2 separate regions of the Homo sapiens genome follow, and region 1 is linked to region 2. A link is a contact called in ENCODE Hi-C or POLR2A ChIA-PET data. All regions are on one chromosome and are shown on one strand. The core of a region is the stretch at or near the end of the contact, and the rest is flanking DNA. Distances in the headings are between cores, read along the strand shown.

What was found. Hi-C counts contacts between places; a loop is a spot of excess contacts on that map. ChIA-PET counts read pairs that join two places held with the same protein, here RNA polymerase II (POLR2A). Pooled maps may share reads with other maps.
Region 1: a map of A673 shows a loop between it and region 2 (2.5-fold over the local background). The contact joins two enhancer-like sites. A Hi-C loop is called at or near these places in 1 of 168 maps with a recorded cell type or tissue (A673) and 3 of 50 pooled maps. POLR2A ChIA-PET finds 5 or more read pairs at or near these places in 5 of 52 experiments (GM12878, HEK293, K562 and 2 more).

What each region holds. Positions count from the first base shown.
Region 1 is chr1:162,819,154-162,823,925 of GRCh38, forward strand. No RefSeq gene overlaps it. Among named protein-coding and RNA genes, the nearest start is that of HSD17B7, 31 kb to the left of the region's middle. RefSeq lists an enhancer at 3,432-4,037. Within about 2 kb of position 3,423, at least 2 of the 41 ENCODE cell types and tissues checked have a DNase peak (open chromatin) inside an H3K27ac peak, as active enhancers do.
Region 2 is chr1:162,611,942-162,616,203 of GRCh38, forward strand. No RefSeq gene overlaps it. Among named protein-coding and RNA genes, the nearest start is that of DDR2, 18 kb to the right of the region's middle. Within about 2 kb of position 1,875, at least 12 of the 41 ENCODE cell types and tissues checked have a DNase peak (open chromatin) inside an H3K27ac peak, as active enhancers do.

The DNA of each region.
Region 1 (4,772 bases), core at 2,173-4,672, 210 kb after region 2:
GGATGCCTAATTAATCTTTTCTTTTGCAAAAACCCATTGTCCCAGTAATTTATTTACTGTGCAGGTAGAGTGAACCTGGCTGGTATCAAAAGTACACAAAGAGACATCAACAAAATGATAGTATCATGATAACTGTCCTATACATAATACATTTTAATAACTTAAATACATGATTTCTTCAGTCATCTAGAGTTCTGTCTTTCTCTGTTACTTTTAGTAGGTCAGACAATTGTTCAAAGTTTGCAGCAGCTTGAAAGCAAATTCTTTAGTGAAAGGTGCCAGGTCTCTAGAGATAACAAGAAACTAGGTCTTTCTTACGTGGTTCTGATGGAAGTGATGGTGGGAGGGAGAGGCTGCTGGCCTTGCTCCAATGCCTTCAAGCCTTCCTGGAGTTCACAGTTTTTTTCTAGCTGTCATTCCCACATTATGATGAGTGTCAAACCTCCAAGATTAGGACCCTTTTCTGTTTTCCAGAGGGTGAGCTCTTCATGGGACAGCCACACTCCCAAGTTTCCACTCACTTTCTTTCCTTACGTGACACCTCTGAGTCCAGGAACTTTCACATTGAGCCTTTGGGTCTGGCCCTGGAATAAGACTATTCTTATTTTCAGAGTTAGAGTTGTCAAATACTGATCTCTTGTCTTGGAAGGAGTTGGAGTGGGAGAAGGGTAGGGGCTGAGTTCCTCTCAAATCATGAACACTTCTGAATTATCCAGAAATCTAAATGTCAGACAACCAAACAAATTGGTAGTATCAGTGATTTATTCCAAATAATTTTGGGACAAGTGGCTAGTAACCGGGAAAAAAAAAGTTGGAGCCTTCTATCACTGCTGTAGTAGGCAGAATTTAAAATGTCCCCCATGACCTTTGCCCAGTTACTCTCATGATTGCATTGTTATGTGGCACAGTTGTTATTAAAATAGGGAGATTATCCTGGATTATTCAGGTGGGCCACATGAGCCCTTAAAAGCTGTAGAGAAGGAGCAGAAGTTAAGTCAGATCTGCAGCTATAGTAGTGCTCTCCTGTGGACCCTGAAAGAGCAAACTACCTTCTGCAGAAAGGGCTACCTGACGGGATAGTGGGTGACCTCTAAAAGCTGAGGATCCCTCCCTCTGTCTTCCATCCCTGCAAAGTTTATAAACTGCAAGAAAGTGGGACTGTGGACCTACCAAGCAAGGAACTGGTTTCTACAAAGGGCCTAAGTGAACTTGGAAGCTGATTTGACCCAGAGCCTGCCTGGCTTTTATTTAGCCTAGTGGGACCCTGAGCACAGAAATCAGTCAGGCTATGCCAGGCTTCTGACCCACAGATCTCAGATAATAAAATGTGTATTGTTTTAAGCTGCTAAATTTGTGACAATTTGTTACAGCAGCAATAGAAGACTAATACAATTCCTTACACCCAAATAAATTCCATATGTATCAATGATGAATAAATATGATTACAAAATAATTAAAATTTCCTGTACAATAAATTATCACAAATAAAAATCAAAATTCAAATAAGCTGGGAAAATATTTGTAACATAGAAGCCAATTGGATAATTAACCCACTATTTAAATAATGTGCACAAATCAATAGTAAATTTTAATCTCACCCATAGTAAAATGAAATCAAATTAAAAGCACATGAGTTATCACCTTTTTGCTTATCATATTATCAAACACCAAAAAGTTTTGTTCAGGGTGTGAAAGAACAGGCACTTTCATTTCATATTGTTTGTGATGTAAATTGTTAATTCCTTTGAAAAGCAATTTGACAATACCAAAATTTTAAATGCATATACCTTTAATAATTCTACATTTTGAAATTTATCCTAAAGATACAACTCATTAATATACCTAAAGATATTTATACAGGACTGCCATCACTTATGCAAAATGTGTACTAACCGTGCTTTAGAATTTAAAATTGCTTGGAGTTTAGAAAGGTAAGTTGGTGCATACAATACAGTATGTTTTGCAATAATTCTACTGGGACCTGGGATAACAACCTGCAATCAAACCTAGCTATATGTTAGCAAAAAAGATACATGAATTCACATTAAGTAGTAGAAGTAAAGATGATAAATAGCCTCACATCAGTACAGCTATAGTTCAGCTGCCAAACGAGTGTGCCAAAAATTTGAAAAGACTAAATTTTCTTAGCTGTTTGGACTTTAGAATTGTGGGTAAAGGATTTTAGATCTGCACAAGAACAATTCATTGCAGCATTTTTTTTTTCCTGTAACAGCAAAAGAGTAGAAAGAACTGAAACATATTCCTCTAGCCTCTGGGGTACTGGATAATTATGTCATATTCATAAAATGTAATAAAAAATATTAAAATAAATACAATTACTAAAAAGAGTGAAGTTTTAAAAATGAAGTGATATATATGGATTGTGGATTAAGTGCATAAAAACAAGATGCTGTAAACTTTATAGATTTTTGTTTTCATTTGTATTATACACACATACACACAACACATATACATACATACACACAGAATCTCTGAAAGACCCTATCAGAGACTTGGGCTTTGTGACAGTGACAGTTGCACTGTAAAGGCAAAGTAGCCAAGAGGAATACTACATGGGCTTTTCACTGCATTTTTCTTGTACTGAATTTTTAGTTTACATATTTTATTTTCAATTATTATTCAGAAAGAAAAAAAAGTCTCTAGGTAGTAAGTGGTTGGTTTAGATTTAGTTCTGTCTCCAGGCCTCCTCCTTGGAAGTTGCCACCTCCTCCATGGTGGGTGTTTGGAAAGATGGTTCTGAGAAGTAGAAAAAAAGGGAGAGAGAAATCGACTGAAATCTTTTATAGAGGGTTCGGTTTTAAGTAGAGGCAGTTGAAGTGGATGACCTTTTCTACACCATAAAAATACATATTGTGATAGTACATACAATTCCTTATCAAAATCCAGGTTATTTTCTGCTTCAGCCTGTAAACAAAGAAACTAAGACATGAAGAGTTTTTTGTTTTGCTTTTAATAGGTGACTGCAATTAGGAATGTAATGGCAAAGGAGGGAAAGAAAAGGAGATGAATGACTGGAATGTGAACATAAAAAATGACACAGTGCCTCGATTCTTTTTTTTTTTTTTTTTTTTTGAGACGGAGCCTTGCTCTTGTCGCCAGTGCCTCGATTTTTGCATTTAAAATGAGGCGAAAGAACAAATGGAATAATTATAGAAAATTTTAGCCTCTAGCAAAACACTGTGAAGCAGCTCCAGCCTGTGGTGGAAGATGTGCGAAAGGGATGGGGGAACGCTGTGGACCGGTGTGGAGTCTAGGACGACAGGTGGTGGGCTCTGTCCCCACGCGCCTCGCGGCCAGCAGAGGCCCCCTCACTGCGGCCGCCGGGCGGGACTGGCGCGGGCGGCGCTGGGCTGGGCCCGGGAGGCTGGCATCCCTGGGTGCTCCGGTGCGGTACTAGGGGGCGACGGCTGAGCCGTGGGTGGAGCCGCTGGGTCAGTCTCGGATAGAAATAAACTGGGAAACTGCTGTGGTCTCTGTTGCTTGCGTGCTCGGTTTTCGTGCTTATCACGCTGATGATGAGGAAGGTGGTTTTGGTTACGGAGTGAGCAGGTGAACGCCTCCCCGTGGACCCCACCGGACTGGGTGGGGAACTCACAACTCTGACGCCCCGTGACTGCATCCCCTAGCTGGGCAGAGACGCATTTGGCTCGCCACCAGCCACCTCCCAACAGCGCCCAGCTCGGGGAGCTCAGGGAATTTGCAGTTGAATCAGGCGTGGCTCCAGGGACCTGAGCTCTGCCTTCAGATGGATCCTAGTAATCCTCCAGGTGCGGCGGGAGAGAGCAGCCGACCATCCCCAACTCGGCTCAGAGCCTGGGGTCCTAACTCACGTGGTCATGTATCGGTTTCCAGTTGTTTCATGATGTAGAGCTTCTCTCAATTAGGTTTAATTAACAAGTAGAACAAGGACTGGCAGAGCTTCATTGGATGTTGCACCCCTTACAGCTTCCCTCCAATGACTAAGCATTGGAGGGAAGAATCATTTACCTGTTGAATATGGAAAGAACATACAGACCCTTCAGTGGCTCATCTTGTAGGCCCTTTCTGCTTCTGGCTGTTTTACTTATTTGCATTGCCAGTGCAGGGCATAAAAAAAAAGTGGCTATAGACATTAACCAATCCATTTTGCTGCTTTTGAAATCTGAATTTATGGTAGATGCTAGTACTAGATTAAAAGTTTCAATTAAAATGACTCAGTGTTTAGCATATTTACTTACATTTCCTGTTAATCAAAATTGATGTTTAGGTGCTTGAGGACACCTCTGCCACATCCAGTGAATCACCACTTCCCTTCTCATGCTCCTAAACAACCCCCAGACTGTCTTCCACCCACCAGTGCCGAAACAGTGCACACGATCAAGATAGATTCTTGTTATAAAATTATATTAAACAACTAAATAGTACTAACCAATTTCCAGGCACCGTTCTAAGTGCATTATATATTTTTTTCATGTAATTTTCATGCTGTAGGCTAGGCACCATTATTATCCTCATTTTACAGATAAGATAAAGGGATTAGTTATCTTGCCCAAGGTACAGAGCTAGTGAGCGATAGAGTCAGGATTCAAATGTACCCAGTCTAGCTCTAGCTTCTGTACTCATAACTACCAAATTGTACAGTTCACAACATGGGCATTCTCTCTCTCTCTCTCTCTCTCTCTGAATGTACATAAAAATAAGGTAAGGCTTATTTTTTCTCAGTGAAGGAAGATACACAGTGAAGGTGTTTGGCTCTGTGCTTACAGGCACAG
Region 2 (4,262 bases), core at 625-3,124:
GGTAAGAGTGAGACTCCATCTTGAAAAAAAAATTTGCATCTTGCCTAGCAATAATATTGGAAGAAAAGCCAGGCACAAAAGAGTATCCATTTCATTATTCCATATATATGATCAAGAATTGGCAAAACTAATCTATGATGGAAAAGGCTAGAAGAGTCAAGTTCTATGGAAGGGGTATCTATTGAGGGAGAACCACAAGGGAGCCTCCTGAGTGCTGGATATATCTGTATTTTTATCAGCTGTGGCAACAGATACATTTCTAAAAATTAGGCTGAACACTTAAAATTTGTTTTTAATGTTATGCCTCAATTAAAAAGAAAAAAGTATATGCATTTTGAAGTTTGAAAATATATTTTAAAATAATTAATTGATTAAAGAGAGAGTTTAAATAACTTATTCAAGACTTCATAACTAGCGGATGGTGAGTGAGGATTAAAATCCAGGTCTGTCTGGCTCTGAGATCCCTGCTTTGAATTATTAGGCTGGTGCAAAAGTAATTGTGGTTTTTGCCATTGAAAGTAATGGCAAAATACTACCATTGTTGCAATTAATACTATGCTATGCTGCTACCCACCACACCTTCTAATCCCAACAACATTCTGAAAAATGCTATACATACCAACCATGGCTTTTGAAAGAGTAAAGGTATAAAATAGTTGGGTTTATAATTTTTAAGCTATCAGAATTGAGGAGCAATGGAAAATAACTATGAATGAAGAGAGAGCAAATATTTTTAGTGAATTTCACAATTAGCAGTTTGGGAAAAGGGCCCATTGGTATGAGACGGCTCAGCCTGTGGTATCCGAGGAGGAAGGGTCAAAAGCACAAAGAGAGAGAGTGCCAGATGGTGATCAGGGCCAGATGGCTGTCGCCAGGGTCATGCTCAAGCTAGTGCGAATTAAGAAGAATCACAATAAGCTTATGCAACACCAGCCCAAAGCCAATTATTGTTCTTGGACTTAGGGTATATTTCCTCTTTATTTATAGGAAAGTGTATGTTTGTATGTGTGTGTTTGTATATGGGGGGGTTGTGTTTGCAGGGGATGGCAAAGAGCAGTTCTGGGAATAATGAATCAACATTTGAAAGTAGAGTTGGGCTATACTTAGGTGAGTGTAATTGTTTCAGTGGAAAAGTTTTTCTCACATTCTTTCCCTTCCCTTTATTATATTCTCGTAACATACTGAAGGGCAGTGCATTTGGCAGGCTGAATTTGGCACTGCTCAGACAGCCTCAGTAGAGCAAAGGGCCTGAGGACACTAAATTCTATCCGGTCCCATTTACAGAGCTGTTGGGCAATGAAATGGTGCTCTTGATAACTTGCTTCCAGGGGGTGAGAAGCAGAAAACCACAACCTACGGTTCCTGTCTTGGGTTGCAGGTGGAAGTTGAGAGCCCTACCCCTGCATAACAAAGTTGTAAGACTAACTGCTTTGCTTATTGGCGTATTCTTAATCAGAGACAAGAATATCCAAATAGTGATCAAATTAAAGGCCCATAGTACTCTTTGGTTAACGTTTATTAGTAGCAAGCTATTTTTGTCTCACTCTTCTATCCTCGTAACCAAATTTGGTTGGGCTTCCAAAAATGATACTCCAGGGTCTTGTTTCTGGAGCTGTCTGGAATCCTCTGGAATGTGGCAGCAGCCCTCAGCCCCACTGCCTGTCCTACCCTAATCTGCCCTGCTGTCAGGGGGGCTTGCATAAGCATAAGTTGAGGGTAATGATGAGCTAATATCTGAAGCCATGGAGCAGAATGTATTTGCTTAAGCCGGGTTTTATAGCTTGATTTTTCACTTATTTTCTGAGTGTATTATAGGCTAGTTTCTGTGAGTCGGCTGCCTTCCTGGGGGCCTTGTCCCGGCTGGGCATGTTTAACTGTTTTTTGTAGCCTTTCCCGCAAGGCTATTTCTGTGCAGTAGAGGGCAGTATTTTCAAATGCTCAGGTATTAGCGCCTCAGCCTTAGGAGAATGTTTAGCCCAGGTCCAAGTTACACAGGGTTGAGTAAAAGCCCACCTGCTTGACCGTCTGAGAAATGCTGACATCATCCATACCTCGATCCTCTGTGTCCTACCAGCAGATGAAGGGCACCCAGGTTCATTAATAGAAACTTGGAAATGCAGAGAAATAGCATATTTAAAATGACCTCTTTTCGAATGCAGCTGCTATTGTTTCTGTGTATTTTTCTCTTAGGTATTTCTTTTCTATGTACCTTAAAGAGTGCATAAATAGCCGGGCGCGGTGGCTCACGCCTGTAATCCCAGCACTTTGGGAGGCAGAGGGGGGCAGATCACCTGAGGTCGGCAGTTCAAGACCAGCCTGACCAACATGGAGAAACCCCGTCTCTACTAAAAATACAAAATTAGCCGGGGTGGTGGCACATGCCTGTAATCCCAGCTACTCGGGAGGCTGAGGCAGGAGAATCACTTGAACCCGGGAGGCGGAGGTTGCGGTGAGCTGAGATCGCGCCATTGCACTCCAGCCTGGGCAACAAAAGCGAAACTCTGTCTCAAAAAAAAAAAAAAAAAGTGTTTAAATAGTTAACAGTATAGCAAAAACATTTCCTCATATTGTGTAATTAATATTTATAAGTCTACTTTTTATTTGCTGAATCATGTTTATTCAGGTGGATTTGTTAACCTTTTACTTAGTGTTGAACATTAATTTTTTTCTTCCAGCTTTTTGATAATATAAATAATGCTGTGACAAATATTTTTTAATAAGAGGCTTTCCATATTTATAAGTATTTCCTGAGTATGGATTCCCAGACATAGAATTATTTGGTCAAAGAATATAAATATTCTTAAAGCTCTGATTACTGTTTTTTTTTGCATTGCTAGGGAATTTTACTAATTTATACTTTTGCCAGTTGTCTTAGTTTTTTTTTATTGCTGCCATAACAAATTACCACAAACTTAGTGGTTTAAACTACACAAACTTAATTATCTTATATTTTTGCAGGTCAGAAGTCTGGTACAGGTCCCATCAGGCTAAAATCAGGTTGTTGTCAGGGCTGAGTTTCTTCCCATAGGCTCTAGGGAAGGAAGAATCCGTTTTTTTTTTTTTTCGCTGATTCAGGTGGCAGCATGGAGTTCCATGGGGTTGTGGGACTGAGGCTCCTGTTTCCTTGTTGGCTGTTAGTTGGGGCTGTCCGTAGCTCCCCCACGCCGCTCTCTGGTCCTTGCAGATGGCGCCTACATCTCAGAACCAGTAATAGGGTATTGAATCCTTCTCATGCTGCCATTTTCAGACTCATTCTGTTGCTTTTGGTTGTTGTATCTCTCTGACCCAGCGGGAAAGGTTCTACGTTTTTAAGGGCTCATGGGATTAGACAGGACCACTCAGATAACCAACGATAATCTTCCTATTTTAGGGGCCTTACGCTTAATCCCATCAGCAGAGTCCCTATTGCCATGCAAGGTAACATATTCTCAGGTTCTGGGGATTAGGACATGGATAACTCTGGGGGCCATTATTCTTCCTACCCCACCAACAATACACAATTTTTTATTTCACCAAATCTTAACTTCACCAGATATTATAAACACTTGTGTAATAATTTGATAGACAAAAAGATTTAAATAAGAATTTAAACATGTATTTTTGTTTAGTTGTGAAGATGAACATTTTTTGTGCTTTACACAGTTACTTTTGTTTATGTCTTTCTTGTTGACAGAAGAAACATATCTTTTCTGTCATTTCCCTGCCAGTTCTACTTATTGCTTGGACTTTAATACATTTTTTCTTCTTGAAATCACATTTGCCTCTTTTTTGTTTATTCTTCATTTGCTTCAATCATCCTCAAACAATGTCCCACAAAGGGAGAATGAAAACCAAATTTCCTGAGTTCTTGGAAACTTTATTCTCATATTTGATAGATATTTTGACAGGGTAGATACTTTTAAGTTTAGGAGAATTTTTCTTTAGGAGTTTAATGGTCTTGCTTCATTGGCTCCAAGCATCCATTATTGTTCATGAAAAGCCTGATGCTAGTCTGATTCCTATTTGTAGGTAAACTATTTTTTCCTTCTCTGGAAGGCTTAAGAATCTTTTCTGTATCTTGGGAGACATGAAATTTCACAATGATATTCCTAACAGAGAGTGTGTACTCTGATAGCCCCCCTTCTTTTTCTGATAGATTCTTCTGATATTAACTAATTAATGTAAATGTTTTTATTATGGAAAATTTAAAGCACATGCAAAAGAAGATAAAATAGTGTAATAAACCTACATACATTATGTATCACTCACCCAACCTCGATAAT